Linked DNA regions of Homo sapiens: region 2 is linked to region 1. A link is a loop called in an ENCODE intact Hi-C map of the cell type or tissue named here. Cell type or tissue: B cell. All regions are shown on one strand. Links, peaks and the distances in the headings refer to the core of each region. The heading gives the core; the rest is flanking DNA. Region 1 has its middle 25 kb from the start of LINC02649. Region 2 has its middle 31 kb from the start of LINC02656.

Region 1 (16,278 bases), core at 7,051-12,050:
CCTCCTGGGTTCAAGAGGTTCTCCTGCCTCAGCTTCCCAAGTAGCTAGGATTACAGGCATGCACCACCATGCCTGGCTAATTTGTGTATTTTTAGTAGAGCCGGGGTTTCGCCATGTTGCCCAGGCTGGTCTCAAACTCCTGACCTCTGCCTCCCAGGTTCAAGCTATTCTCCTGCCTCAGTCTCCCAAGTAGCTGGGATTACAGGCACATGCCACACACTTCGGCCTCCCAAAGTGCTGAGATTATAGGCGTCAGCCACCACGCCCAGCGAAAAAATTATAATACTCTTATTACACCCCAAAAATGGCCAATAATGCCTTACCGTCATCAAAAACCCAGTTGGTATGCAATTTTCTAGTTTGTCGCATAAATGTCACAAATGTGTAGATTTAGGTTTTCATTTTTTACAATTTTTTTGAATCAGAATCCAACTAGGTTTCTCACATTGTAATTGGGGATCTGCCTCAAGTGCCTGTATGGAGACTGGACATCCCACCCGCCCTCTCTTTTTTTTATTTGTGCAGTGTTTTGTTGAAATCAGTTTGTTTGTCCTGTAGAGCATCCCAAAAGTCCCATGGACTTGTTGGCACATTCCCGTGTGCCTTTTAACTTGTTCTTCTATTCTTTGTGTGTCTCATAAATTGCTAGTTTCTTTTTGGCAAGACTACTTTATGGGGTGGCCTATCGGCATCTTTAAAATGATGTTTATAAAATGACTTTCCAGGGGATTCCAGAAACAAGAAAGATTTACACTGATCAAGAAGGTAAAGACATGGTCCTGGCTGATGCATGGTGATGATTTAATAATAACGCTCGCTGTCATGGGTGTAACAGATTAACTCACAGTATAATAAATAGGAAGTTTAGAATTAAGCCTAACTGTAGGCAGCAAATGTTTTTTTTAAAAGAGAACATGCCTTTAGCGCCTGTTTTTATTATCTGAATAAATTAAAGGAGTCTAAATGCACTTGGTGGTCTTAACTATAATGAGGTACATTCAAGCTGTTTTCTTCCCTGTTTATTTTATTTATTTTTTGAGACAGAGTCTCTCTCTGTCACCCAGGCTGGAGTGCAGTGGCATGATCTTGGCTCATTGCAACCTCTGTCTCCCAGGTTCAAGCTATTCTCCTGCCTCAGCCTCCCAAGTAGCTGGGATTATAGGCACAGACCACCACCATGCCCAGCTAATTTTTGTATTTTTGGGAGAGATGGGGTTTTGCCATGTTGGCCAGGCTGGTCTTGAACTCCTGACCTCAGGTGATCCTCCTGCCTTGGCCTCCCTAAGTGTTGGGATTATGGGCATGAGCCACCGCACCTGGCCTTCCCTGCATTTTAGAGAGAAGTGGGTGAAGTGTATTGAAAAGGCTGTTTTGAAGTCAGTGGCTTCCAAATCAAACAATGATGCTTTCTCCTTGTCTTGATCCATTTTAAACTGCTATAACAGAATACCGCAAAAATGGCTAATTCATAAAGAAAGGAAATGTAATTCTGGAGGCTATGAAGTCCCATATGAAGGTGCCAGCATCTGGTGAGGGTTTTCTCTGTGTTATCCCATAGCAGAAAGCAAGAGCGTGAGAGAAAGGAATGGGGAAGGGGGCAGAACTTGTTATTTAATAAGAAAATCACTCCCATGACAACTAACCCATTCCTGGCATAATGGCATTAATCCATTCATGAGACAGAGCCCTCATAACCTAATCACATCTTAAAGGTCCCATCTCTCAACACCGCTGCATTAAGGACTAAGTTTCCAACACATGAACTTTGGGTGACCCATTCAAACCCCGGCACTCCTCAATACCTTTCCCACTGGATGCATCTGCAAGGATTTTCATCACCTCAGGCTGTGGCACCAGACGGTGGAGCCTCAGATTCTCAATCGGGACAATACAGACAACCATCATGCCACAGTGGGGCAAGTATGGCATTGTGGCAGAAAGAAAGAAGGAAAGGGAGAAAGGGTGGGGGAGGGAGAGAAGGAGGAAGGAAGGAAGGAAGGAAGGAAGGAAGGAAGGAAGGAAGGAAGGAAGGAAGGAAGGAAAAAGAGAAGGAGATATTTTAAACTACAGTCTATAGTCCTAATTCATTCTCAGTACATAGAAATGTTCCTTTCTTTGGGGCCACTGCTGGTAGCCATCTACATCCTGATTGCGTTCTCCAGAGAAACAGAACCAGTAGGGTGAGTGTGTGTGTGTGTGTGTGTGTGTGTGTGTGTGTGTGTAGTACGCATGCATGTGTGTGTGTCTGCATGCATGCATGTGTGTGTGTGGTTTATTATAATGAACTGGCTCATGGGATTCTGGGGGCTGGCAAGTCCAAAATCTGCAACGTGAGCCTCAGCCTAGAGACCCAGGATAGCTGATGTTGCAGCTCAGGTTCGAGGCCATTGCTGTAGAAGCAGGAAGAGCTGATGCTGTGGATGGAGCCTGGAGGCCGCCTGCTGGAGGATTCCCTCTTGCTCAGGGGAGGTCAGTCTTTTGTTCTATTATAGTGAGGTCTTCAACTGATTGGACAAGGCCCACCCACATCAGGGAGGGTGGCCTGCTTTACTCAAAGTCTACTAATTGAAACGTTAATTTCACCCAAAAGCACCCTCAAAGAAACACTCAGCATAATGTTTAACCAAATATCTGGGCACATTGGCCCAATGAAGTTAATACGTAAAACTAAACATTACACTGATGAACTGAGAAAGTTGTCCTGTCACTACTTATGACCCCGTAACTTGGTTGTCTCACATCCTACTGGAAGAGCCTCATGAAAGAGACATGAGTGTGTTACATCTTTGGCAGGTCCCTGAGACCTGCTCTCCTTTGCAGGGCCCAGGACACGGCCTTCCATGGGGGAAGTCGTGATGAATAGTTATTATGTTGAATAGAGGCTCTGTGTCTGGAGTAAAGGTGTTATCTCCTTCCTCCACTATCTCAAATCTTAATTCATCTTTCTGGGTTTTCATACATTTCTTTTTTTAATATCTAATATGTAGGGAAATCTGTTACATTTTTGAAAAGCAACCCTGACTTCAGCTACTTGTTGATCTGAGCCCACGGCCATCCACCACATTGTGATGATGGCCTCTGGCCTGTCCCACAAACCCAGAGAGAGGCTGAAGACACAGCCTGTTTCCAGCCATCTGAGGACTAAATGCCCCCAAAATACCACTTAACCATTCCACAGATATTTTCAAATGCATCTCTGAGAGGTAATGCAATATCCAAGCCAGCTTGCATCCTGAGTTTCTGCTTTGATAGATGCATAGGGTTCAGGGACAGGAGACAAAGCCTAGAATCATCATAGAAAACTGGAACCCCCTTTGCCCAAAGGGCAAATCCTCAGAATAAGAGGAATGAGAAGGCCAAGTGCAGTGATGCGCACCTGGAGTGCCAGCCACTCATGAGGCCCAGGCGGGAGGATCACTTAAGCCCAGGAGTTTGAGGCTGCCATGAGCACTGATCACACCTGTGAAGAGCCTCTGCTCTCCAGCCTGGGCAACATAGCAAGACCCTGTCTCTAAAAATAAAAAAGAGGAAGGAGAAATTAACCCAATGTAAATAACAAAAAAATAAAGGAAACAAAACCTGCTTGTCTTGACCTCAGCACTCTGGGGAGAAGGGGAAAAAAACCTGCCCTTAGAAGTTGTTACCTCAAACCAGGTTCCAGGCAGATTTCCAGTCTGAATTCACATTACCTGTGTGATCTGAAAAGACCCATTTGGATATTTACGTTTAAAGTGTTCAGGGATGGTAGTCCTCCTAGGCAACTGACAGAAGCAGATATTCTCTGGAGAGATTAAGGTGCTTCAACCAGGCCTTAAAGAAGTCCCACAGATAAAGTAACCAGGAAAGTCAGCAGCTCACAGTAAAAGAATTTTTAAACACGAAAGAAAGAAAAGCCCTCTGTGTGCAAGCAAACAGAACCTCAGGCCCCAGAATCCCACTTGCCAATACTTCAGTGCTTAAGGAAATAAATCAGGAGCTTAAAAGCAAGAACGAGGAATGAGAGAGTGCAAGGAACGGCTAAGCATGCTTGAAAAGAAAACAAATTTCATAAATGTAGGAATGCCTACAAATTGGCTGGGTGTGGTGGCTCACGCCTGTAATCCCAACACTTTGCAAGGCCAAGGCAGGAGGATAGCTTGAGCTCAGGAGTTCAAGGCCAGCCTGGGCAACATAGTGAGATGTCATCTCTACTAAAAAAAAAAAAATTCCTAATATTTTTAATTTACAATAGTAAGAGATGGTGGCTTATGCCTGTAATCCCAACACTTTGCAAGGCCGAGGCAGGAGGATAGCTTGAGCTCAGGAGTTCAAGGCCAGCCTGGGCAACATAGTGAGATGTCATCTCTACTTAAAAAAAAAAAAAAAAATTCCTAATATTTTTAATTTACAATAGTAAGAGATGGTGGCTCACGCTTGCAATCCCAACATTTTGCAAGGCCAAGGCAGGAGGATAGTTTGAGCTCAGGAGTTCAAGGCCAGCCTGGGCAACATAGTGAGATGAGTGAGATGTCATCTCTACTAAAAAAAAAAAAAAAAAAAAAAAAAAATTCCTAATATTTTTAATTTAAAATAGTAAGAGATGGTGGCTCATGCCTGTAATCCCAACACTTTGCAAGGCCGAGGCAGGAGGATAGCTTGAGCTCAGGAGTTCAAGGCCAGCCTGGGCAACATAGTGAGATGTCATCTCTACTAAAAAAAAAAAAAAAAGTTCCTAATATTTTTAATTTAAAATAGTAAGAGATAGTGGCTCATGACTGTAATCCCAACACTTTGCAAGGGTGAGGCAGGAGGATAGCTTGAGCTCAGGAGTTCAAGGCCAGCCTGGGCAACATAGTGAGATGTCATCTCTACTAAAAAAAAAAAAAAAGTTCCTAATATTTTTAATTTAGAATAGTAAGAGACGGTGGCTTATGCCTGTAATCCCAGCACTTTGGGAGGTCGAGGAGGGCAGATCACTTGAGATCAGGAGTTTGAGATCAGCCTGGTCAACATGGTGAAACTCTGTCTCTTCTAAAACTACAAAAAATTAGCCAGGCGTGATGGCTAAGAGATAAAAAGAACATACTAGATACATTTAATGTCTAACGGTAGTAGTAGCCCGCAGAGGATGGCTGGACTGGCATATAGGCCTGCAGAAGGGATACGTGATGCTGTACAGAAAGATAGATGGATTCTTAGGGTGTGCTGAGCTGTGGGGACTCATGACCCCAAATCCACCATGTCTCAGGTTACACAGGTTTAGATCTGCTCCCTAAAGGGCAGACTAACTGCCCTGCTGGGTCAAGTTGTCATCAGTTACATCCATTAGTGCTTTCCAGAGAAAATAAAAGGGAGCTTTCTATCTAAATATTTAAATCTATCTGTTACTGCAGTAAGTAAACAATCTGAAAATCCAGATTAGCACAATTGGTCTTTAACAAGGATTCTTCACTTTAAGAAACAAGGTGCGTCTCTGGGGCACTAAAACTCTGATTAGAAAACAGATCAAAGCAGCACTCTGTGTTGATGGCTTCTCCACATGGTGACTCAGGGACCCAGGATCCTTTCATCTTGTGTCTCTGCCGTCCCCTGCACTCTCATTTTCATTTGGGTCCAGCCAGCCACAGGTGAGACTGTGGGGTGCATCCATGTCGTAGAAGCTTCAGCTAAGAGATGGGACACTTCACTCCTGTTCTGTTCTATTGGCTGGAACTCACTATCAACACTTATTTTTCATTTTCTTCATTTTTCCATTTTCTTTTTTTTTTTTTTTTTAGATGGACTCTCACTCTGCTGCCCAGGCTGGAGTGCAGTGGCGCAATCTCGGCTCACTGCAAGCTCTGCCTCTGGGATTCAAGTGATTCTCCTGCCGCAGCCTCCCGAGTAGCGCCTGCCACCACGCCCGGCTAATTTTTGTATTTTTTGTAGAGATGGGGTTTCACTATGTTGGCCAGGGTGGTCTCGAACTCCTGACCTCGTAATCCACCCGCCTCGGCCTCCCAAAGTGCTGGGATTACAGGCGTGAGCCACCGTGCCCGGCATTGATTTTTGTATTTTCATCAAGAGTAAATAAAGGCTATTTCAGCATTGATTGTCATTTTTTTTTAAACTGGACCCACTTATGTAATACTTAAACTAATAAAAATTGTAATATGAAACCATCGTTGCACTCTGAATAAACCTTATTTTGTCATGGTAGGATGTTGCTACATTGCACCATGTGCTCATATTTTTATTAGAATTTTCACTTCTCTATTTATGAATAAAACCAGTCTACATCTTTCTTTCTTTTTCTTTTTCTTGTTTGTTCTTGCATTAGGATTCTGCTACCTTTGTAAATAAATCAATGTATTCCTCACACAGCATATACATATTTATCAGTCTTGTAAGCTTAGAGCAGTCCATAAATCATAAAAGAGTTTAGGGTGAATTTTAGAAGAGAAAAACAAAAATGAAGTAATAAACAAACAGTTGCTGACAAACAAATATTTGTGCTTTATAAAGCCAGTCCTACGCTTGATCTTACCCACATGCCCTGGACAGATGACAGGAGGCCTGAGTTCTCATCTCTGCTCCGCTCCTGTGTTATCTCACAAGAGTCATGACATCCCGTTACCTCGAGCGCCCTTTCTATGCATAAAGAAGGCACTGGGGAGACGCCATGTCCAAGGTGCCTTCCAACAGTCTGACAGTTTTTCTAAATTTCAAAGATGACTTTCTCAATGCAAAAGCCAAGAAAGATCACATAAAACACACACACACACAAATATATATATATATGTGTATGTGTATATGTGTGTGTGTGTGTGTGTGTGTGTGTGTGTATACACACACATATTTTTATTTTGGGCTCCCACCAGAAAGGAAGATAGGTATAGAAAAACCACAAGTATGGGCCGGGCACGGTGGCTCATGCCTGTATCCCAGCACTTTGGGAGGCCGAGGCAGGTGGATTGCCTGAGGTCAAGAGTTCGAGACCAGCCTGGCCAACATGGTGAAACCCCGTCTCTACTAAAATACAAAAATTAGCTGGGTGTGGTGGCAGGCACCTGTAATCCCAGCTACTTGGGAGGCTGAGGCAGGAGAATTGCTTGAACCCAGGAAGTGGAGGTTGCAGTGAGCCAAGGTTGCACCACTGCACTCCAGCCTGGGCAACAGAACAAGACTCCGTCTCAAAAAAAAAAAAAAAAAAAAAAAAAAAAAAAAAAAAACTGGCCAGGCACGGTGGCAGTGGCTTATATCTGTAATCCCAGCACTTTGGGAGGCCGAGGCAGGTGGATCGCCTGAGGTCAGGAGTTCGAGACCAGCCTGACCAACATGGTAAAACCCCACCTCAACTATAAATACAAAAATTAGCTGGATGTGGTGGCGCATACCTGTAATCCCAGCTATTCAAGAGGCTGAGGCAGGAGAATCGCTTGAACCTGGGAGACAGAAGTTGCAGTGAGCCAAAATCATGCCACTGCACTCCAGCCTGGGTGACAGAGCAAGACTCTGTTTCAAAAAAAAAAAAGAAAAAGAAAAGAAAAGAAAAATCGCAAGTATGTTACCTTCGTATAAATAACAAAGTTAGCTCACTTCTCTGTTTCCTCCTGTTAGGAAGTGGATAAAGCAAAATGATCATCCAGTCACTAACCTGTGTGGTGGGGAACTTACGAGGTTGGTTAGTCATTAATCAGAGCAGATAATAAAGCATGTGACTCTCAGCCCAGTTCTCTGCACTGGAATAATGTGATCCTCATTTCCTGAAATTTAGTCATAACGAAGGAAGTGATTTGAAATTAGCTTCTCTTATAAAGATAGAGGAATCCTGATGAATTAGAGCTCCCTTTCACCTGGGACTTGCCTCCATCACACTTGGCGATCCCCACACCGCCCTTTGAGCTGAGCTGCTCTTGAGGGCAGACGAACTGCCCTACTGGGTCAAGTTGTCATCAGTTACATCCATCAGTGCTTTCCAGAGAAAATAAAAGGGTACTTTCCTCAATCTATCTGTTATTGCAGTAAGTAAAAAACCTGAAAATCCAGATTAGCACAATTCATCTTCAATGAGGATTCTTCACTTTAGGAAACAATGTGCTTCTCTGGGGCACTAAAAACAAGTTTATTTCCAAAACAAATTTTGATCAATGCTCAACAGTTTTTAAGGATGTATCTCAAATGATCTAAGAATATGCATCGACCATTATTTATAAGTAAGGGTGAAGGAAATGCACCTTTATGAAGTCCCTGAAGCACCCAGGGACTGTACCAGATGCCTTACAGGTGTACATATGTACTAGGTATAAAGGTTAGTTTCCTAATCTAGGTATGTGTAAATCCTCATCTTACTTTATTTCCTTGAGTCAAAGTCAATTCCAAGTCACCATTCCATTGAGATAATGAAAAGCCCAATGGTGGATGCCTCCTCCTAGTCAACATCTCCCCCCAAATTATAGGAAGGCACACAGAGCAAGATATCATCTCATGTTCACATGGCCCACGAAGTCTGGCCATGCCAAGCTTGGGCAGAGGAATCTTCTGCAAGATGGCAGCTTCCACTGTTACGGACCAGCCTCCATGGTGCACCAGAAAGGCACTCCCCTCAGGTGTCCTCCCACCTTGCTGGATGTTGCCAAAAATAAAAGAACAAGATTCCTCTATTTCTGGCACCCACAGCTTCCTGTCTCCTTTCAAATCCTGCGTAATTACCCTTCTCTCAAAGGCAGTAGCTTCTCTCTAGTACCTACAGCATAATCGCCTCAAGAAACCAAGGCTTCCAGAACTCAAACCCAGGAAGGAATCTAGGAGGATTCCAGAAATCAAGCCCAGGAATGAATCAAACCCAGCTGCACTCAACTCTGGACTTCCACGGTGCCTCGCGAGACTGGCTTTGCTAAGGCAAGGGCTTCTGGGTGGAGTTAATAAGAAAGCAGCATGAAAAGGTGCTTTGAGACACGACACATCGTTTCCTGCTAACGATCAAAGAATATACACAGCTGTTCCCGTTTCGGAGCAGTTCTGGCCCCAGGAGAGAGTTGCTGAGTTGCTTTCTGGAAAAGCTGGCTTTGACTTTTCAAGGCAGCTCATGCTGCTAAAGGTTGCATAGGCACAGAGAGAGGGAGCTGCCGGGGGCATGGGGGAGCCTTCCCTGATGCAACTGAACTTGAGCTGAGCTCACTATGTCTCTAGAATCTACTACCTATTCCTATTCAATAAATACAAGTATTTATTAAACATCTGTTACGTGCCAGGTCCTGTGTCAAATGATGGAGGAAGTGAAAATGCGTAAGACACAGTCTCACTTTGAAGAGTTCTCAGCCTTGTGGGCAAAGGCAGGAAGGTTCATTGTGTGGCTTGAGTGCACACAGGGAGGCTTTAAAGAATGTGAGAGGAATATGAGGAACAGATGCTGCCCTGGAGTGACTCGCATCTCGCCCGAAGAGACAAACAAGGCACCCAACAACCACAGAACCAGTAAGTGCCAAACCATGGGTACTAACCCTAACTACAATGGGTATTCTGAAAAGGCAGAAAAAATTTAAGTGATCTTAGCATAATCAGACTTGGTGAGGCTTAACATTCCTCCCTCTTCACTAAAAAAAAAAAAAAAAAAAAAAAAAAAAGTCTTCTGAACAGGCACTGCACTAGGCTCTGGGAATGCAAGCCTAGGAAAGTCCAAATCGACGCCTTAAAATGTTCAGCAGACAGTGAAGGAAACATGGAGCTCCAAACCAGGGGCTAAGTGCCACCCTCAACACAGCTTCAGGCCTTCACTCTTCCCAGGAACTGGGGACTGTTTCAGAAAGGGGGTGCCATCTCTGCTGAGCTTTGAAGGAAGGGTAGAAGTTAGCCAGGGAGCAAGGTTGGAGGTAAGGGGTTCTAAGCCCAGGAGACGCCAAGAGTATAAAATTGGGTAAATTCCTGAAAAGTCAAGGTCAAGCAATTCCTGTATAAGGAGAAGATTTGGTGAAATCAAAGAGAAGACAAACTTGAGGCCAGTAAATTATTACCCTTTATCGGTCTTAACAGACGGGAACTAACAATATATCCCTGCGAAAGATCAATGCCGGAGTGAGGCTCAAGTTCACCTCCCGCAGCCTGTGACTCACGGCACACTGACTCAGCCATGCTACCTGCAAGGAGGCACGTTAGGACAACGCAGGGACCCAGCACGTGCCAGTGAGTCTCTCTCTGTCCTAACTATGGGATGCCACCCTCCTGGGTCAGCTGACTCACCCCTGCCTGTAAATCCTAGTCAGGTCTGTAGGTGCCTGGGGAAGAATCCTACCTACCTCTGAGTAAAGACAGGAATAGAAGCTGGTTCGTCTAGAGCAGCAACACAACCAACGTTGAAAAAAGCAAACACCATTTCTGAAAATTGCATGCAGAGTGCATGGTATCAACTGACGTGTCTCCCCTAGGAGAGTGAGCCATTAATGCTTTGCTAACCACAGCGCTATCAAGACCATCGTTTCCAATCCTACAAAGGAAACACCAGGAAAAACAGAATTTAAAGGTTTTATTTGTCAACCTAAAGAGGAGGCAATCAATATCATTTGAGTGCTTTCATTACATCCGAGAAGGAAATGAAATCAGGATGCACCAGCATGGGTTTTAGGCTATGCAGCCAACAGAGATGAACCAGACGTGTCCTCAAGGAGCTTAGAATCAGGTGGAGAAAATAAGATGTCATATAAATTACCTAAGCAATAGTTGGCACAGCACTATAAGCCACCAAATGCTGCATTCTTTTTCCGCACCAACAGATCCGGTATGTCTTCAGGGAGCACCTGCGTTGGGGTGCGTTAGAGATCCATCTGGAAGGCCAGGAAGACATTCAGGACCATTCACAGCTGGAATGCTCCTGAACAGCTGCCCAAGATCCAGGCCTGGCCTTTCAGGATGCCCTGAAAATGCACTGAACAAGGCCAAGTGCAGTGGCTCACACCTGTAATCCCAACATTTTGGGAGGCCGAGGCAGGAGGATTGCTTGAGGCCAGAAGTTCAACACTAGCCAGGGCAACATAGCAAGACCCCATCTCTGAAAAATATTTAAAAATTATCCAGGAAGTGTGCCTATAGTCCTCGCTACTAGGGAGGCTGAGATGAGAGGATCTCTTGACCCCAGGAGTAGAAGGCTGTAATGAGCTATGATCACACCACTGAATTCCTGGGCAAAGAGCAAGACCTTGTCTCAAAAAAAGAAAAAAAAAAAAAAAGTGCCCTGAACCATAGAATAAGTGGACTCTGGACTCTGCCATTCTCCTACTTCCCTTTCTTGAGCCAGTTTCCACGGGCATTGGCCAAGGTAACCTAGGGTAATCCGAGGTTACCCTAGGAGAAGCAGAACTCACAGCTCACAGAGCTGAGACAGAGGAGAAGTGTGTTTGGCTTGGCTTAAACCTAGACTTCCTAGGCCAGGTCACAGTGTCTCCTCCACTTTTTCCCTTTAACTTTTGCTCAAGAGATCAGACTGATTTATAAGATAAACAGACTGCTAGCCAAGAAGTCTCCTTCCTCCCCCCTTCTTTCTGTTCTGGTAAGTTCCATACCTAAATAGAACATAGTGACTTATGGTTCCAGCCCAATTATTAAGAGCCTCTTCAGTCTGGAAGTGTAATGTATATGTTTGTTCATCCACATTCTTGACAGATGAACAGACTGATACCCCCAGGAAGTCATCAGCAGAAGAGAGACGGGTCTTTAGGAACACCTGTAAGCCAAGGTGTTATACAAGACTAGAGATGTGTGGAGCAGAGGTAGAAATACCCACAGATAGGAAAGAGGACCCTTCTGGGATATGGAGAGAAGGAAAGGTCAGCCTACTCAAAAGTATCCTCGATCACTTGACACACCCTCCACAGGGTCATCATCAAGGAGCTGTAATTCATCCATGACAAGAAGCTTCCAGCTCAAATGCAAACATTCCTGAGACAGTTCCCACAGGAGCTCAGAAACGTCCTCCACGTACCCCTCATGGGGACATCTTGCTCCTACAGCAGTAAACGTCTTGCTTCCCTCCAACGGTGCTTCCTTACCTGTCCCTACCTGTGCCACGACCACAGGATGCCTACAAAAAAAAAAAGAAGGACACCTCACTGGCACCTCTCTCCTGATTCTCATCTGCACTTTGTTACCTGGGCTCTGAAGCAGCCCTGCTCCTGCTCTTGGGCCACACAAAGTGCTCACGGATGTGGCCTTTTTATCTTTTGCCTACTCTCTCCCTAGGGTTCAAGCATCATCCCTGTGTCCTAACCAGGGAACAAGTGGCATGTTCCCTTTTCTCCCAGGAACCTACACACAATTGCTTCTCCGATGAAAGCCACTTCCACTGTGCACATCAATCAAGGCAGATGCATAGCAGGGGCCGGGGGACCCTGGGCTGCTCTTCCAGCACTTAGCCAAACACTGAATCTGTTTATGCTCCACTGGGACACAAAGGAATGTCACAGGCACTAAAATATTCCACTTCCTGGTTACGCCCAGGCAAGCCTGGTTGGTGTTAGGAGACCCAGATTCTACCTCAAGATTGTGCTGCTGTTTTCCCTACAGCATGGTTGGTCATACACAGGTGAGGTCCAAGCTTTAATTATCCCTTTACCTTGGGTTCCTGTCAGAGATGTTCAAACCAGAACAATTCCATCTTGAATAGGGGCTGGGTAAAATGAGGCTGAAACCTACTGGGCTGCATTCCCAGGAAGTTAGGCATTCTAGGTCATAGGAAGTCGGCACAAGATACAGGTCATGAAGACCTTGCTGATAAAACAGGATGCAGTAAAGAAGCCAGCCAAAGCCCACCAAAACCAAGATGGCGAAGAAAGTGACCTCTGGTCATCCTCACTGCTCATTACATGCTAATTATAATGCATTAGCATGCTAAGAGACACTCCCACCAGCACCACGACAGTTTACAAATGTCATGACATCAGGAAGTTACCCTATATGGTCTAAAAAGGGGAGGAACCCTCTGTTCCGAGAATTGCCCACCTCTTTCCTAGAAAACTCATGAATAATCCACCCCTTGTTTAGCATATAATCCAGAAGTCACAATAAGTGTAAGCAACTGAGCAGCCCACACCGCTGCTCTGCCTATGGAGTAGCCACTCTTTTATTACTTCACTTTCTTAATAAACTTGCTTTCACTTTATTCTATGGATTTGCCTCAAATTCTTTCTTGAGTGAGATCCAAGAACCCTCTCTTGGTGTCTGGATTGGGACCCCTTTCCGGTAACATTCCTCTAAACTAGGTCTGAGAGTCCTTTTTTTGAATTGAATGGCTACTGAGAAGTTTCCAACAATATTTGTAGAGATCAGTCTATAGTGGGTACACATCTCAGTCTACAAACTTACATTTACTTAAAAAAAAAAAGAAAAGAAAAGAAAAAAAAGAAAATGCCAACTTCCAGTAAAGAACTTGGAAGTCATCTCTCCCATTCTTGCAACAAGAAAAAAAGCTGAACAAACTAAAGATCATCAACTTTTTGATCCATCAGAGAATTGAGGTCACAGAGCCAATCTCTGTCCCCAAAACTGGAGAGACAGAAAAATACAAAGAATGACAGCTTCCTGGGAGCAGAAACTCACAGCTGGAGCCAATATCTGTTGTAGTGTGTGAAACTGTCATCAACTAGTTGCTGGAGGCTCAGTGTAAACTAGCTTGAGAATTGAAAGCTCTAAAGGGACCCAGTCTTAGGGAGGTGCCCACGCTTGTGTGAGTTTTGCCTTGGGGAATTCCACCAGGTCTCCATTGTGAAGATCAGAGAAAAGTACCCTCTAACTTCCAGCAGAGGAGGGGGAAAGTAACTGTTCTGAAATACACCCAGAGCTCTCTGTTCTCTTTAACAAGTTCTGCCCTCAAGGGAAACTACTTTGCCAGAGTCTAACCTACTGGGGTTTTACCAAGGCCCAGCTGGCCTGGGGGAAGAGAAACACCCAACTCAGGCTCACTAAAAGACTAAGACTTGATCAGAAAAGTAAAGAATGCTTCCCTAACCCCCACACCTCACCACCACATCAAGATGGCGCCTGTATAATAACGGGATTTCAGCTTAAAAAAAAAAAAAATTGGCTGGGTGCGGTGGTTCACGGCTGTAATCCCAGCACTTTGGGAGGTCAAGGTGGGGTGGATCACCTGAGGTCAGGAGTTCAAGACCAGCCTGGCCAACATTGTGAAAACCCATCTCTACTAAAAATACCAAAAAAATTAGCCAGGCGTGGAGGTGGGCGCCTGTAATCCCAGCTACTTGGGAGGCTGAGGCAGGAGAATGGCTTGAACCCTGGAGGCAGAGGTTGCAGTGAACCAAGATTGCACCATTGCACTCCAGCCTGGGCAACAAGAGTGAGACTCCTTCTCAAAAAAATAAAATAAAATAAAATCTACAAGCCTAAGACCCTATTCAAGGAGTCTCTAGGAAAACCCAAGACATCACAGGAGACAAAAACAAAAGTGTTCAAGAAAATTTTAATCTGTGACACTACAGCTACAGCAAACAGTGAACACAGCCTCACTCCTAGCCAGATAAACACACTAGAGATCAATCTATGTCATTTCCTTTTACCCAATACATCATATCTGACTTTCAACAGAAAATTACAAGGCATGATAAAAAAAAAAAACAAAAAAAAAACACCTTCTGAAGAAACAAATCAAACATCATACACAAACCTAGGTATGGCAGAGATGTGGGGATTATCAGACCAGAAATGTAAAATAACTGATTAATATGCTAAAGGCTCTAATGGAAAAGTTGGACAACATCCAAGAGCAGATGGGAAATGGAGGCAGAGAGATGGAAACTCTAAGAAAGAATCAAAAGGAGAGGCTTGAAATCTAAAACTTACTTATGCAGAATGACTGGAGGCAGTGATGGCAAGTGGGTCCTTGTGGTCTAGAAGAATCCTGCAAAAATATCTCTCTCCATCTCTCAAAGATTTGAAGGTAGACTAAATAATTCAGGCTCAAACTGCTTGATATGGTTTGGCTATGTCCCCACCCATATCTCAAATTGTAGCTCCCGTAATTCCCATGTGTCATGGGAGGGACCCGGTGGGAGGTAATTGAATCATGAGGGCGGGTCTTTCCCATGCTGTTCTTGTGATAGCGAATAAGTCTCACGAGATCTGATGGATTTATAAAGGAGAGTTTCCCTGCACACGCTCTCTTGCCTGCTGCCATATAAGACATGACTTTGCTCCTCCTTTGCCTTCCACCATGACTGTGAGGCCTCTCCAGCCATGTGGAACTGTGAGTCAATTAAATCTCTTTCCTTTATAAATTACCAAGTCTCAGGTATGTCTTTATTAACAGTGTGAGAACAGATTAATACACTGCTTTTGCTGCAAACCCTGCCAACCCAGCAATTTTGTCAGAAGCTTCTGTTCACATCTCTCAAGATGGAAACCTCTATTCCAAACTATATCCAGAGCTCTCTCAACACATAGGCCTGAGTTTAAATAAAGAAGAAACACATGCAAATATGACCATGGTTTCTGGTGCGCCAATTCAGGGCCAGTTGGTAGCAAGACCTTCCAGTACGAACTATACAATGGCTCCTATAACTGGTAATGATGTTGGAATTTGTAGAGCAGAAATTAAGCAAGGGATTCATGAAGCCATTGGATCAAGATGGAAAATTCGTGAAGCCATAAGGACCAAGATGGAAAAATTGAACTCTGGCTTAAATCAATAGATAATGGTATATGTGTTCAGCAAGTCAAGGATAACTCTCCAACCTTATTGGTTGGTCTGAGATTTGGGAACCAAGTACTCCAAATCAATGGTGAAAACTGTGCAGGCTGGAGCTCAGATAAAGTGCACAAGGTGCTCAAACAGGCTTTTCAAGAGAAGATTTCTACGTCCATTCATGACAGGCCCTTTGAATGGACAATTACCATGCATAAGGATAGCACTGGACATGTTGGTTTTATCATTTAAAATGGAAAAATAGACCGGACGTCGTGGCTCACGCCTGTAATCCCAGCACTTTGGGAGGCCAAGGCAGGCAGATCACCTTATGTCAGGAGTTTGAGACCAGCCTGGCCAATGTGGTGAAACCCCATCTCTACTAAAACTACAAAAATTAGCCAGGCATGGTGGTGCACACCTATAATCCCAGCTACTCAGGAGGCTGAGGCAGGAAAATTGTTTGAATCCAGGAGGCAGGGGATGAAGTGAGCCGAGATTGCACCACTCCACTCCAGCCTGGCCAACAGAGTAAGACTCCATCTCCGAAAGAAAGAAAGAAAGAAAAGATAACATCCATAGTGAAAGACAGTTCTGTAGCCAGAAATGGTCTTCTCACAGAACACAACATCTGT
Region 2 (16,278 bases), core at 4,896-9,895, 83 kb before region 1:
TCAAATTCCTGATGGAAAAGCACTCTCACCCTACACAAGTATATCCAGATAAAACATCAAGGAAGTATCAGGATAAAGACATTTTTAACATGTAAGGACACAAAAAGAAAAAAATGTACTGCCCATGCACCAATCTTAAGAAATGAGAGAAAACTCCACCAAAATGAGAGAATAATTAAGAAAGAGGAAAACAGCAAGAGTAAGAAACAGGAGACAGTGAGGAGCCCCAAGATGGCAAAAAGGAGAAATCCCAAGATGACAGCTGTGCAGAGGGCATGGAGTTCAGCTCGCCCAGACGGAACAGGTCAGAAGGCTCCAGGGGAGACCTCTTCAGGGAGATGAAATTGCTAGAACACCTGAAGTCCCTACATGTCTTAAGAAGAGATTTAGATGAAAGAATTGAGAGTTTTATTAGCAACACGTATATAGAAAACAAAGAAAATGAAATATCAAGCTTGGTTTCACTTCAAAGAAAACACAAAGCTGTGTCACAAAGGAAAAGTACGTACAATTTAACAGTAAGGGAAGGGCACATGTGGACTCTGTGCTATTTTTGCCACTTTTTCATGTGTCTAAAACCATTTCAAAAGAAAAAGCAATCACAGTGTATGTGGTAGACAGTCTCTAAAATGGTCTCCAATAACCCCCACCTCCTGAAATTCACACTCTTGCATTGCTCCTCCCCTTGAGAACATGTGGAACCTGTGACATGCTTCTAATCAATGGAATATGACAAAGATGATGAACGCATGTGATTCCATTACATAAGGGTTGCTGGAGCTCTCTCTCCTCTGCTGACTTTGAAGAAGCAAGCTGCCACCTTGGGAGAGCCCCCCATAACAGTCAACTGTGGGTACCCTCCAGAGCCAAGAGAGGCCTCCATCAGGGAGCTAGCAAGAAACCAAAGTGCTCAGTCACACAACCACAGGGAGCTGCATTCTGCCAGCAACCTGCATGAGCTTGGACATGGACTCTTCCCCGGGCAAGCCTCAGATGAGAATACAGCCGTGGCCAACACCTTCACTGCAGCTTTGCGAGACCCTGAACAGAAGGCACAGCTCAGCAATGGCCCAACTCAACAACCCACAGAAACCATGAAATAATCAATGTGTGTGGTTTTAAGCTGCTAAGTTTTTGGTAATATTGTTATGCTCAATAGATAACTAATGCAAACCTTCTAGGCTTAAGTGTGGGTTGGACCTAATGAGTCGTGTCTAGTGAATAGAATACAGTAAAGGTGATGGAGTCTCACTTCTGAGATTAGGTGGCAAAAAGACCTGCTTCCATCTTGTTCTCTTCTTGTTTTTCTTCTAGCTCTGAGGGGAGCCAGCTGCCACACTGTGGGCTACTGATGGAAAGACCTGAGCAGTCAGGAGTTGGTGGTATCTCTGGCCAACAGCCAGCAAGGACTCACGACCTGCAAACCCTACATGAGTTAGCTTGGAAAGGGAGCCTCCCACTGCTGATCCTGGGGACATGGCAGCCCTGGCCAGCAGCCTTCACAGCAGCCTTGCAACAGACCCTGGGCCAGAGACCCCGGCTAAGCCACACCTAGTCTCCTGGCCAGAACCTTGAGATAATAAATGCTTATTGCCTTAAGTGGCTAAATTATGGGGTAATTTGTTACACAGAAATCAATAACCAACACAGTAGACTACATGACTCAGCTTTGAATGGCCTTCCTATAGTCCTCCCAAAGTAAATGTTAAAAATTAATCTGACCGAAACTCGGGGGAATAAGAGATGGGAAAGTTGTGAGTGCATGGTGAGAAGGTAGTGGGGGAAAAGGGAAGCCTTCATTTCCATGGAGGGAAGTCAAAGAAGGGTGTCAAAGACTAAACATAAAATGGAGAGGTAGCAATAAAAGTAAGAACAGTAAAGGTGGTTACCCTTCGAGGAGGGTAGGAGAAGTGGGGAGGGGGAGGAAACACTGTTTTCTATCCTGACCCTTGTAAAGCTAGGCGACTCTTTACATGTGGACATGTATACCTTTGATAAAAATTTAAACTTAGAAGAGACTTCCACACCTAGTCCAGATGTGATTCTTTCACGCATTTCAGATGTGATTCTTTTGTCCAATCTAAATTGCTTTTTCATTTCTTTCAAAGATAAAAGACCTGAGTTGTTTTTCTTTTTTTTTTTTTTTTTTCTTTTTTTTGAGATGGAGTCTGGCTCTATCACCCAGGCTGGAGTGCAGTGGCGTGATCTCAGCTCACTGCAACCTCTGCCTCTCAGGTTCAAGTGATTCTCCTTTCTCAGCCTCCTGAGTAGCTGGGATTACAGGTGCACACCTGCCCAGCTAATTTTTGTAATTTTAGTAGAGACAGGGTTTCACCATGTTGTCCAGGCTGGACTCAAACTCCTGACCTTTGGTGATCTGCCTGCCTTGGCCTCCCAAAGTGCTGGGATTACAGGCTTGAGCCGCCACGCCCAGCCAAACATTTTTGATACAGACTATCAAAGCTTCTGTTTCCCTAAATCCCTAATTCTTTAATCCCTTTTGTCTTTCCCTTGTGTGTGTATATGTATGTCTGGGTATGTGTCTGTGTGTGTAGGTGTGTTTATATGTGTGCATGTGTGTGTGACTATGTATTTTTTTGCGTATGAGTCTGTATGTGTGTCTGTATCTATGTGTATGTGTATGTGTGGCTGTGTGTGTCTATATGTGTGTGCATATATGTGTGCATGTGTGTATGTGTGTGTTGGTATGTGTGTATATGTGTCTGTGTGTCTGCATGTGTACACGTGTGTATGTGTATATGTGTGTATGTATATGTGTGTACGTGTGCATATGTGTATGTGTGTGTCTGGATAGTACACATGCGTATATGTCTGTGTATGTGTGTGTCTATATGTGTACGTGTGTGTAACTGTGTGTATGTGTGTGTTTGTGTGTGCAAATGTGTCTGTGTGTATATGTGCATCTGTATGTCTATATGTGTGTCTGTGTATGTGTGTGTCTGTATGTGTATGTGTAACTGTGTATGTGCCTGTATGTGGGTGTATATACGTTTCTGTGTGTATATATGTGTCTATGTGTGTGTGTATCTGTATGTGCGTGCACACGTGGCCATGCCACACTGCCGGGTCTTGTCTACATTTTCCTTAGCAGAGAGGGAGCCCCACAGTGGACTCTGCAGTGTCCACATCCAGCAGTGGCCGGCACATGGCAGGCACTCAGTTTAGGCAGCCTGAGCCTCCTCACCATGCACACCTCCTACCCCAGGCCCGGGCAACGCAGCAGCAGTGGAGGCTGGGTGAGGAAGGGGAAGGCCCAGGGCTAAGACCCCACTTCAGCCCTCAGGAGGGACCATGGCTGTCTGGCTCAGCACTAAGCCCTGTGAGACCAGCACCAGGCTGACACTGATGAGCATGGAGAACCTGGGGCCAAGGCAGCCACGGGGCTCTGAGCTGACCAGCTCCCTTGGCCTTCGCTTCCTCTTTGTGTCATCCTTCCCTGTTCAACCTGCTGATGCTTGACTTTTTCCAGTTTGTCTTTTCTGTTTTGTCTCCTCGTTCTGGGATCACTTCTCACTCACCAGCCACGAAACTCCCCAAAATGACCTCCAGGTCACATCTTCCTTACAACATCTTGATTAGTTCTTCAGAGAGTGCAAGCTGTCCCTTGACTTGCTACTATGCCCCTGAGAAATAGAACAGATGGAATTCTCACCTGCGTTTATACTGTCTTCTGCACAACAGCACACCTTAGCCATCGCTTAGTGAACAACTTTACTGATCCCTGTCCAAGGGCCTAAATGATGCCTGGGAATGGAGGCTGAGCTACATACAGGACGACAGCCAGGAGGGAACTTATGTGGGAGTCCTAAGTAGCCCAGGACAAACATTGCCAGCCAGATAGCCAGTCCACAGGAGCTGAAAACTCACCTTCTTCATCCTGCTGCAACTTCTACTGACCACGCCATACCCAGCTGGCCCTGCCCACCAACAGACTCTAACTTACAGACATAGGGCCAGCTGCTCTTGCTCCTGAAAGGGCCATGAATCCAAGGATTGCTCATCAGTAAGCTGGTCAGCTACCCATGAATCGACCTTACGCAACACAAAATATTTGCCCAGCAACTGCAACCTTCATTGGATATGACAATTCACTGGACTCCTTATGAGGCTTGGCATTAAAAATATGGAAATAAATTGGTGAATTGAGAAGAAAAGGAGGCCAAAGCAAACACATAAAAACAGATACCTCCATGATAAGGAAAACCAAGGTATTTAAATCTCCTATGACCACGTCAAAAGAAACCAGGTGAAGCATGTGCATAGCTTTCTATGTGCAGCTTTACAACCAGCCCCTAATGACCTGTCCTCCCTTGAGAACAAAGCCTGAGGCAAATCTTCGCAGCTCCTGCTTTGTGAGGAGATGGGTGCAATCCCGGGGCAGCAAGAGTGAGGGCAGGAAGCAAAGCGGGAGTGGGGAAAGCAGATGCAAGGGATGTGCTGCCAGCTGCTCATGGCCTCAGAAGACACAGCTGGCTGTCCAGGTATATGGGACGTTCAGGGGCAGGCCAAAGGCATCACCATACCTGGAGCAATGTGAGTGTGAGTGGGAGGAGGAGGGAGGTGGGCAGGGAAGGGAGAAAAATTCACAACTGCCACCACCTCCTGTCTCAATGGTCAAACCTCCTTGTGTGGGGCATGAAGCCCCCTCCTGCCCACACCTCCTTCAGGCTGTCTTCACCCTGTACAGGTACGTGAACTCACCTGCACTTCCTGGTCAAGGCCCCAGGCCCTGTACTTTGCAGCTGTGCGCTCAGATCCACACTTCACCTGAGTCGGGATGTGGTGGGAGCAGCCCAGACCACATGAGACCACAAGGCCAGGACTAGGGAGTAGGTGCCAGGCTGCTGTGGTTCTCAGCCCTGAGCCAGATACAGGGCACCTGGGGGCAGGCAGGTGGGGCCAGGTGAATGAATGTGGGAGGCAGATGCAGACATTTGGCCCAATATAACCCCTCTTAGTAAAGTGACCTGAGGTTTACATTCTTACAGTTCAAGAGCCTAACTCTTGAAAATTCACATTGAATTATTCTCACCCTCATCATGCCTCCTCATCTCCCAGTGCCAGCTACAACCACTTCCAAAATCAGCTCTAGTCGAAACATCACTTCACACATTCAGACTCAAGTTATCCTATTACGGCACCCCCACCAACACCATAGCCTTCATACATCTGTAGGCCAACATTTCCCTATCCAAAAACCATGTGCTCCATTCAGAGGCAAAGCATTCTCAGACTGCATGCCCCAAGAATTGTATCTGGAAAATATAATTGCAATGGTCACAGCACTATGGTATGCCAAGGCAGGTGGTTCCTGGCCTGTTCCCAAAGCTTTACATGCTTGTGGGGAGAGGTTCACAAAGACTTTATAATGCTTTTTGCTTTGAAATACCTCAACGTGCACAGGCTGGGCAATGCTATGTAAAGTTTGATATGTTTCATTGCATAAAGTTACATGAGGATTTGGATATTAGGGAGGCTGTGGGTACTTGGGGGAAAGGTAGACCAGAAGTCAGGATTGTTGGCTCCTTGTAGTCCCTGCTCAGACACTAACCTCACGTGACGTGGGGCGTACAGATGTCAACTGTGGCAAAAAAAAAAAAAAAAAAAAAAAAGGAGAGACGGAAAAAGCCTAGGAACAGTCCACAAAGCCTTAATGCTGCTGAGCCGCTGGCTGTTATTCTTCCGACATCACAGCATACAAGTGCTGCAGTCCCCCATCATTTCCCACAGGCCTCAAAACCTTCTGGGGAGCTGCAAAACACAGATGCCTGGACCTTCCACACAGAAATCTCTTCGTGGAGAAGGCAGCCAGATTCTAGTGTGATCTGAGGGACTCCACATCCAAAGGCTCCACAGGTCCCAAACATCTTCCTAGGCCAGAGTCATCATTCCTGATATGCCAGCCACTTTTGTCACTGCACAAGTAGCCATGCTCTCTTTTGAGTTAAGACATTATGTTTTGTTTTTGTTTTGTTTTGTTTTTGAGGCAGGGTCTCACTCTGTCACCCAGGCTGGAGTGCAGTGGTGCAAACACAGCTCAAGGTAGCCTCAACCCCCTTAAGCCTCCCACCTCAGCCTCCCAAGTAGCTGGGACCACAGGCAGGCACCACCACACCTGACTAATTTTTACATTTTTTGTAGAGACAACGGCTTGCTATGTTACCTAGGCTAGTCTTAAACTCCTGGACTCAAGCAACCCTCCCCCATCAGCCTCCCAAGGTGCCAGGATTACAGGCATGAGCCACCGTGGTCAGCCTATTATGTTATTTTTTCAAAGGTGCTCTATTCAGTTAGCTAACACCACAGCAAGGATCCATCTAACTGTTTAGTTAAGGACAACCCAGAGCAGGGCCTGAGGCCACAGGACAGAGAAGTCAAGTTTTGATGGGGAAAGCCATTTGGGCCATCTTCCCGATAGGGCTGTCTGTGGTGCCATAGATACGGCAGGATGGCATCGGGCATCTGGAAAGGAGTGGGGAGGCCCTGGAAGCTGGCCTCGAGGGACACAAGAACAAACTTTGTGAACTTTCCCAAATGTGCCCAGGCAATCTCAGTCCCATGGTTACATTTTGACTCCCACAACGAATGCGAAGCCTTGGAGAATGAATGGGTTTTGTTTGGATTTTCTGAGAAGCATCTTAATTCAAGACCTTTTGCCTGAGTGAGTCAGAGGCAGGAAAGCCTCCAGTCCCACACCAGCTGGTACTTTTCCATTGCCTCCTCCTGGATTATATAACACAGCACATTTTTAGAAACTTGGTTCTAGTTGTAGACTTCTGAGCTAAAATTTCAGCTTCCCAGTCCTCACACTGTCACTTTTTCAAGAGAGGAGATATTCGTGGTTTTGAGCAATGGAGAGACGCTGGAGAATAATATACTCATTATATGGAAAAGGAATACAGAGTTCCATGCAGTCATCTCAAAATATTTCCCTCCCACACCTGTGTTTATATAGGGACATGATAAGAGACCCCGAAACTGACTGTTTCATCTTGTTGCACCTGGGAGAGTGCCTCTGCTGGGATACTTTGAGTGTACAGTCACATGTGGAGGTAGTGTATTAGCTAAATTCATACTAACATGTAATCGATTGATATAGCATCCAGAGAAGCATTCTGTGGCAAGGAAGTTTCATGGGGCCATCTTGAGAAAACTGAGCCCCTGAAATAAGCAGAGGCTGGAGCAAGAGGAGGGAAATGTGTCGACAGAGATGGAGGGAAGAGCTTGTGGTAAAAAGGAAACTGAGGTGTAGACCATTTCCACAACAGTCAAGTCCATGTTGCAAGATGACCGATTACAAGGACCAGATTCCAGGTCTCTCACTTCTCACCTCCCTTCTTAAAATACCCAGCCTCACCTTCCGTAAACCGTTTGTCCAAAACAGCTCCTTGTCCCAAGGACCAAGTTTGACCAAATCCTCTCCTATTTAAGTAGAAGCAGAAAAGCACCAGCCCGATGCCAACCTGTCTTCTTCAGCAGCATTTCGGGCAAATCCATTTGCACAGTGAGTGGCGTTTCTTGTTTTGATGTCTACTTAGCCCCCAAAGACACGAAAGCTTAGTCACAGCCCAAAACATGGGACCAAAGCCAAACAGGAATCGAAAGAATCAAAGACAAAGCAAAAGCATGCCAGCTGCAGCTGTTAAGTCTTCTCCGCCAGCCCCATGTCTGGTTTCCTTCCCTTTCATGCCCACAAACACTGACATTTGTGTACATGCCATTCCCGAGGGCCTTCAGATTTAAAACACACACACACCCATCATTTTCAGCTGCACTTCAGAGAAGTGTCTCATAAACTATGCAGAGAGCTACAGCTTAATTCTGGCTTAATATGTTTCTAGACACCTGATTTTTTTGCTGCAATGGCCATTGTATTGCCTTGTATAGCCTTTCTCCAGGTGAATGGGACATCCCTGTCCCACAATTTCTGTTGGAGTTGCATTTTAGATGAATGTCGACAGTAGACCCAGAGAAGTAAACTAGTGGAGGAGTGGAAAGGTCTTGATATAGAAGTCCTCAGATCCCTGCCCCTGTTTCCACAATGAAGGCAGCTATGTATTTAACACTTGTCCAGCATCTACTTGGGTAACATGGCTTTCCTTGGGGTGCCCTCTCTGCTTTATGGTTTACAGGACAATCACAGTTATCCACCTCCAAAGAATTGTCCATCAAGTCAGTCCATGGAGAGACATGGTGATATGGTTTGGCTGTGTCCCCACCCAAATCTCATCTTGAATTCCCACGTGTTGTGGGAGGGACCTGGTGGGAGGTAACTGAGTTATGGGGGCGGGTCTTTCCCGTGCTGTTCTTGTGATGGTGAATTAGTCTCATGAGATCTGATGGTTTTATAAAGAGGCATGTTCCTGCACAATCTCTCTCTGTTTGCCTGCCACCATCCATGTAAGATGTGACTTGCTCCTCCTTGCCTTCTGCCACGATTGTGAGGCCTCTCCAGCCATGTGGAACTATAAGTCCATTAAACCTCTTTTTTTTCCCCAGTCTCAGATATGGCTTTATCAGTAGCATGAAAACAGACTAATGCAGTAAATTGGTACCAGTAGAGTGGGGCACTGCTGAAAAGATACACAAAAATGTGGAACTGGGTAACAGGCAGAGGTTGGAACAGTTTGGAGGACTCAGAGGAAGACAGAAAAATGTGGGACAGTTTGGAACTTCCTAGAGACTTGCTGAATGGCTTTTACCAAAATGCTGATAATGATATGGACAGTGAAATCCAGGCTGAGGTGGTCTCAGATGGAGATGAGGAACTTGTTGGGAATTGGAACAAAGGTAACTCTTGTTACGTTTTAGCAAAGAGACTGACAGCATTTTGCCCCAGCCCTAGAGATTTGTGGAACTTTGAACTTGAGAGAGATGATTTAGGGTATCTGGTGGAAGATTTCTATTTCTAGGCAGCAAAGCATTCAAGAGGTGACTTGGATGCTGTTAAAGGCATTCAATTTTAAAAGGGAAACAGATCATTAAAGTTTGTAAAATTTTCAGGCTGACAATGTGATAGAAACAAAAATCCCATTCTCTGAGGAGAAATTAAAGCTGGCTGCAGAAATTTGCATTAGTAATGAAGATCTGAATGTTAATCACCAGGACAATGGGGAAAATGTCTCCAGGGCATGTCAGAGACCTTTGCGGCAGCCCCTCCCATCACAGGCCTGGAGGTTTAGGAGGAAAAAATGGTTTCGTGGGCTAGGCCCAGGGTCTCTCTGCTGTGCGCAGTCTAGGAACTTGGTGCCCTGAGTCCCAGCCACTCCACCCATAACTAAAAGGGGCCAAGGTACAGCTCAGGCTGTTGTTTCAGAGGGTGGAAGCCCCAAGCCTTGGCAGCTTCCACGTGGTGTTGAGCCTGCAGGTGCACAGAAGTCAAGAATTAAGTCGACTCTACCTAGATTTCAGAGGATGTATGGAAATGCCTGGATGCCCAAGCAGAAGTTTGCTGCAGGGGTGGGGCCCTCATTGAAAACCTCTGCTAGGGCAGTGCAGAAGGGAAATGTGGGGTCAGAGTCTCCACACAGAGTCCCTACTGGGGCACTGCCTAGTGGAGCTGTGAGAAGGCCACTGTCCTCCAGACCCCAGAATGGTAGATCCACCAACAGCTTGCACCATGTGCCTTGAAAAGCCACAGACACTCAACACCAGCACATGAAAGCAGCCAGGAGGGAGGCTGTACTCTGCAAAGCTATGGAGATGGAGCTGCCTAAGACCATGGAAGCCCACCTTTTGCATCAACATGACCTGGATGTGAGACATGGAGTCAAAGGAGATCATTTTAGAGTTTTAAGAATTGACTACCCCGCTGGGTTTCAGACTTGCATGGGGCCTGTAGCCCCTTTGTTTAGGCCAATTTCTCCCATTTTGAATGGCTGTATTTACCCAATGCCTGTACCTCCTTTGTATCTAGGAAGTTACTAACTTGCTTTTGATTTTACAGGCTCATATGCAGAAGGACTTGCCTTGTCTCAGATGAAATTTTCAACTGTGGACTTTTGAGTTAATGCTGACATGAGTTAAGGCTTTGGGGGACTGCTGGGAAGGCAAGATTGGTTTTGAAATGTGAGGACATGAAATTTGCAGGGGGCCAGTGGCAGAATGATATGGTTTGGCTGTGTCCCCACCCAAATCTCATCTTGAATTCTCACATGTTGTGAGAGGGGCCTGGTGGGAGATAATTGAGTCACAGGGGCAGATCTTTCTTGTGCTGTTCTCATGATAGTGAATAAGTCTCATGAGATCTGATAGTTTTATAAAGAGGAGTTTCCCTGCACAAGCTCTCTCTCTTTGCCTGCTGCCATCCTTGTAAGATGTGACTTGCTCCTCCTTGCCTTCTGCCATGATTGTGAGGACTCCCCAGCCATGTGGAACTATAAGTCCATTGAACCTTTTTCTTCCCAGTCACAGGTACGTCTTTATAAGCAGCATGAAAATGGACTAATACACATGGTAACCACCCACTCATTCAAATAATAAATACCTGGGGAAGAAATATACATTGAGTGTTTGCTGTATGCCAGACTGGAACATGCACTAGTCAACAAAGATGAATAAGACAGGCCCACTGTCTCTCTCTCCTAAATACTTGTAGTCTATGTGAACAATGAACCACAGTGAGGCCAGGTCTATAAAGTCCAGTGATGTGCTAGAGCCAGCTTGTACCAACTCTTTTTTTTCCCCAGGATGGAATGCAGTTGTGCAATCATGGCTTACTCTCAGGCTCAAGTGATTCTCCCACCTCAGCCTCCCAAGTAGCTGGAAATACAGGTGTGTAGCACCATGCCTGGCCTGAATCAACTCTTGAGAACTGACATTACATATCTCTTCCCAGCTGCAAGTTCAGAAATCTCAAGTTGGTAGCTTGAAAGCAGCCATGGTGGGAGTATTTATACTACAGAAATTGGCAAACACCACAAATCAGGATTTTGGTGGTGTTGGTTTGGGTTGGGTTTTGTTGGCTTTTTCTTCATTTCTTTTTTGAGATGGTGGTTTTTTACCAGCACACATCTGTCTGTAACATTAGAGTGATTGAATTGCTGTAGCAGAGAGCACATTTTTCTGCTTTTAGGTGGTGGGATAAGGCTTTACATAAGAGATGGCATCTTGGTGGCACATTTCAAGTTGAGTAGCCTTCTACCAGGCAGCAAAAGAGGAACAAAAAAAAACCCAGAAAGAATAACATAAGTAAAGCCATAGAAGTTTCAAATTAAAAAAATAAAATAAAAAAAAATTTAAAAAAACCTCTATGGATTCAGAGGAGGAAAGCACTACAGTTGCTGAGCTGCCTGGGGAAGCCCAATTGGTATCTAAAGACTAGCAAGGTGATATGGTTTGGCTCTTTGTTCCACCCAAATCTTATCTCGAATTTTAATCCCCTGGTATTGAGGGAGAGACATGGTAGGAGGAGATTGGATCATGGGGATGGTTTCCCCCATGCTGTTCTAGTAATAGTGAGTCAGTTTTCATAAGAGCTGATAGTTTAAAAGTGGCAGTTCCCCCTTCACTCTCTCTCTCTCTCCCGCCACCATGTAAGACATGCCTTGCTTCCCCTTCACCTTCGGCCGTGATTGTAAGTTTCCTAAGGCCTCCCTAGCTATATAGAACTGTGAGTCAATTAAACCTCTTTTGTTTATAAATTACCAAGTCTCAGGTAGTATCTTTATGGCAGTGTGAGAATGGACTAATACCCGAGGTCTTCAGTAGATGGATGGGGGCAGCAGTGGGAGAGGAGCTGCGAGAGGGGGAGCAAGCTGGCTATCAGCATGAGCAGAACAAACTAGGCTGCTTAACTCAGTGGGGCAGAGGAGACTGTCAGCATCCTTTCTCTGACCCCTTTGATAGTTCTCCCATCATCTTCCAGATGAAAGGAAAACTCCTTAGCCTGGCAGGCAAAGCCCTGCAGTTTCCGCACACATCTCCCACCAGCCCCAGCACGGGGCCTACCCTCCTGGGCCATTCATTGTCCTCCTGACCCAGGCTTTTACTTTCTCACTCAGGTTTTCTCTGCCTACTGTAATTCCCTTCTTCCATCCTCCACCTTCTCCTGGAGAACTCCTACACAGCCTCTAAACCTCTTCTAACGTGACTCTTCAAATACTGCATGTTTTCATTCATAAGTGAGAGCTATAAAGGAGATCTCATGAAGATACAAAGTAGATTGGTGGTTACCCAGCTAAGGAAGGGTAGGGGGAAAAGCGGGTGAAGAAAAGATGATTAATGGGTACAAATATACAGTTTGTTAAGAGAAACGAGACCTAGTGTTAGATAGGTCGGTAGGGTGACACAGTTTACAATAATCTGTTGTGTGTTTCAAAATAGAAGAGAAGAATTCAAATGTTTCTAACATAAAAGACAAATATCTAAGGTGATGGATATCTCAAGTACACTGATTTGATCTTTACAAATTATATGAATGTATTAAATTGTCACATGTACCCCAAAACTACATACATCTATTATGCATCAATTAAAAAAAAAACATTTGGCCAGGTGCAGTGACTCATGCCTCTAATGCCAGTACTTTGGGAGCCCAAGGCAAGAGGATCACTTGAGCCCAGAAGGGCAGCTGGGCAAAATAGCAAGACTCCAACTCTACAGAACATTTAAAAATTAGCTGGGTGTGGTGGCACATGCTTGTAGGCCCAGCTACTCAGGAGGCAGAAGTGGGAAGATTGCTTGAGCCTGGGAAGTCGAGGCTGCAGTGAGCTATGATCACACCACTGCACTCCAGCCTGGGCACAGGGCAAGACCCTGTCTCTAAATAAATAAATAAATATATAAATAAATTAAGAACTTTCACAACTCCCATTCCCTGATCCTGTCCATCATCAAATTCCCCAAAAGTCATATGTGTTTCGTTGCAATAATAAACACTTAATGAACTGATGGAGGCTTATGTATGTCACTTGTCTCCCTACCAAAGTATAATGTTCTGTAGGGAAAGAATGCTGGGCTGTCTTCTCTCTGCACCTACAGTATCCGATACAGTGCTTTCTGCTGAATAAGGGATCAGTAACTATTTACTGAACTGACTTGAAGAAGTGGGGTAGGGTTGGGGAATGGAGCACCTGAAATTGGTGAAGACCATAAGGCTCACTGTTAAAAGTTTGCCAATGTCAGGTGTACACTTTTTCCATTTTTTTCTGACTGTTTTCCATCTTTTCTGACTGTTAAGCTAGGTTGCAGTTCATCCATGAGGACTCAACCACATGAGTACACAAACCACATTTAAGATGGTTCAGGGGATACACTTAGTGTTTGCCTAGGTTTTATTTTCCACCTGACAGTTATATTTTATCTGCATAAATGGCCAACATTGATTTTGCCATTTCTTTGTGGTAGTGTCTTCGTAAAATCAATGGAAATCAAAGTTGCTCCACTGTGGGGCCTCAGCTTCTACCATCTCCTTCTGCTTCTCTCCAGATGTTTTCAGGATTTGGAGGATTTTTCTAGAGCAGAGGAAAGGAGTGGGAGGAATCTGTTTTAACAGCTCTGCAGGTGCCTGCTGCATCCCTGGGAGCTTGTTAGAAACGCAGGTTCTCAAGCCTCACCCCAGACCTACTGAATCAGAACCTACATTTTAACAGGATCACGGGATGATTCTTTGCACATTAACACCTGAGAAACGCTATTCTAGAGTCCTGTAGAAGAAAGATCTTTTCCATTAGGAAATTGTCATCAAGAACTGTGGCTGGTTAAAAACGGCCATGCAGTGTTACCACTTCTTCCACTCAGAGATAGGGTCTGTCTCCCATCCCCTTAAATCTGGGTTGGCCTGTGACTACTTTTGATCAGTAGACTATGGCAGCCATTGATGCTGTGTCACCCACACGGTTGGGCTTTAAGAGATCTGAGGCTTCTGTCTCTTAGAACACTCCCTGGAGGGACCCAGTGAATACACTGTGAGAAGCCCCCAGAGATGCACTGTGGATGAGAACTAAGACATTTGACACAACGGTGAGGTTCTTGGCTGACAGCTACTGTGCAGCCATGTGAGTCAGCCTTCCTGGATGTTCCAGTGCAGGTGAGCCCACGTGGAGCAGAAGAATATACCAGCTAAACACAGCCAGCTATAGACTTGTGTTAGGTAATAAAGAGTTGTTTTTAAGCCACTAAGCTTTGGGACGATTTATTTTACAGCAATAGATAACTGAGACAGTACAATAACAAGAGAATCTATCTCCTGAAGAAGTCTCTTTCAGGAAAATGATTTGCTGGGGGGAGGAGCCAAGATGGCCGAATAGGAACAGCTCCGGTCTACAGCTCCCAGCGTGAGCGACGCAGAAGACGGGTGATTTCTGCATTTCCATCTGAGGTACCGGGTTCATCTCACTAGGGAGTGCCAGACAGTGGGCGCAGGCCAGTGTGTGTGCGCACCGTGCGCGAGCCGAAGCAGGGCGAGGCATTGCCTCACCTGGGAAGCGCAAGGGGTCAGGGAGTTCCCTTTCCGAGTCAAAGAAAGGGGTGACGGACGCACCTGGAAAATCGGGTCACTCCCACCCGAATATTGCGCTTTTCAGACCGGCTTAAGAAACGGCGCACCACGAGACTATATCCCACACCTGGCTCAGAGGGTCCTATGCCCACGGAATCTCGCTGATTGCTAGCACAGCAGTCTGAGATCAAACTGCAAGGCGGCAACGAGGCTGGGGGAGGGGCGCCCGCCATTGCCCAGGCTTGCTTAGGTAAACAAAGCAGCCGGGAAGCTCGAACTGGGTGGAGCCCACCACAGCTCAAGGAGGCCTGCCTGCCTCTGTAGGTTCCACCTCTGGGGGCAGGGCACAGACAAACAAAAAGGCAGCAGTAACCTCTGCAGACTTAAGTGTCCCTGTCTGACAGCTTTGAAGAGAGCAGTGGTTCTCCCAGCACTCAGCTGGAGATCTGAGAACGGGCAGACTGCATCCTCAAGTGGGTCCCTGACCCCTGACCCCCGAGCAGCCTAACTGGGAGGCACCCCCCAGCAGGGGCACACTGACACCTCACACGGCAGGGTATTCCAACAGACCTGCAGCTGAGGGTCCTGTCTGTTAGAAGGAAAACTAACAACCAGAAAGGACATCTACACCGAAAACCCATCTGTACATCACCATCATCAAAGACCAAAAGTAGATAAAACCACAAAGATGGGGAAAAAACAGAACAGAAAAACTGGAAACTCTAAAACGCAGAGCGCCTCTCCTCCTCCAAAGGAACGCAGTTCCTCACCAGCAACAGAACAAAGCTGGATGGAGAATGATTTTGACCAGCTGAGAGAAGAAGGCTTCAGACGATCAAATTACTCTGAGCTACGGGAGGACATTCAAACCAAAGGCAAAGAAGTTGAAAACTTTGAAAAAAATTTAGAAGAATGTATAACTAGAATAACCAATACAGAGAAGTGCTTAAAGGAGCTGATGGAGCTGAAAACCAAGGCTCGAGAACTACGTGAAGAATCCAGAAGCCTCAGGAGCCGATGCGATCAACTGGAAGAAAGGGTATCAGCAATGGAAGATGAAATGAATGAAATGAAGTGAGAAGGGAAGTTTAGAGAAAAAAGAATAAAAAGAAATGAGCAAAGCCTCCAAGAAATATGGGACTATGTGAAAAGACCAAATCTACGTCTGATTGGTGTACCTGAAAGTGATGTGGAGAATGGAACCAAGTTGGAAAACACTCTGCAGGATATTATCCAGGAGAACTTCCCCAATCTAGCAAGGCAGGCCAACGTTCAGATTCAGGAAATACAGAGAACGCCACAAAGATACTCCTCAAGAAGAGCAACTCCAAGACACATAATTGTCAGATTCACCAAAGTTGAAATGAAGGAAAAAATGTTAAGGGCAGCCAGAGAGAAAGGTCGGGTTACCCTCAAAGGAAAGCCCATCAGACTAACAGCGGATCTCTCGGCAGAAACCCTACAAGCAAGAAGAGAGTGGGGGCCAATATTCAACATTCTTAAAGAAAAGAATTTTCAACCCAGAATTTCATATCCAGCCAAACTAAGCTTCATAAGTGAAGGAGAAATAAAATACTTTATAGACAAGCAAATGCTGAGAGATTTTGTCACCACCAGGCCTGCCCTAAAAGAGCTCCTGAAGGAAGCGCTAAACATGGAAAGGAACAACCGGTACCAGCTGCTGCAAAATCATGCCAAAATGTAAAGACCATCGAGACTAGGAAGAAACTGCATCAACTAACGAGCAAAATCACCAGCTAACATCATAATGACAGGATCAAATTCACACATAACAATATTAACTTTAAATATAAATG

The links. Peaks named below come from ENCODE experiments on the same cell type or tissue, not always from the same donor. Only the 100,000 strongest peaks of a DNase experiment are listed, where the experiment ranks them.
Region 2: it touches region 1 in a loop (7-fold over the local background); 5 of 110 quality-filtered maps call a loop at or near these places.

What each region holds. Positions count from the first base shown.
Region 1 is chr10:6,293,275-6,309,552 of GRCh38, reverse strand. It overlaps a transcript of PFKFB3 not described here and the pseudogene SDCBPP1. Among named protein-coding and RNA genes, the nearest start is that of LINC02649, 25 kb to the left of the region's middle. RefSeq lists enhancers at 9,467-10,666, 13,564-13,793. In B cell, for the core only: no CTCF peak of the experiment used is centred there; a DNase peak (open chromatin) is centred at 9,272; H3K4me3 peaks cover 1,248 bases; H3K27ac peaks cover 929 bases.
Region 2 is chr10:6,373,633-6,389,910 of GRCh38, reverse strand. No RefSeq gene overlaps it. Among named protein-coding and RNA genes, the nearest start is that of LINC02656, 31 kb to the right of the region's middle. In B cell, for the core only: no CTCF peak of the experiment used is centred there; a DNase peak (open chromatin) is centred at 7,670; H3K4me3 peaks cover 624 bases.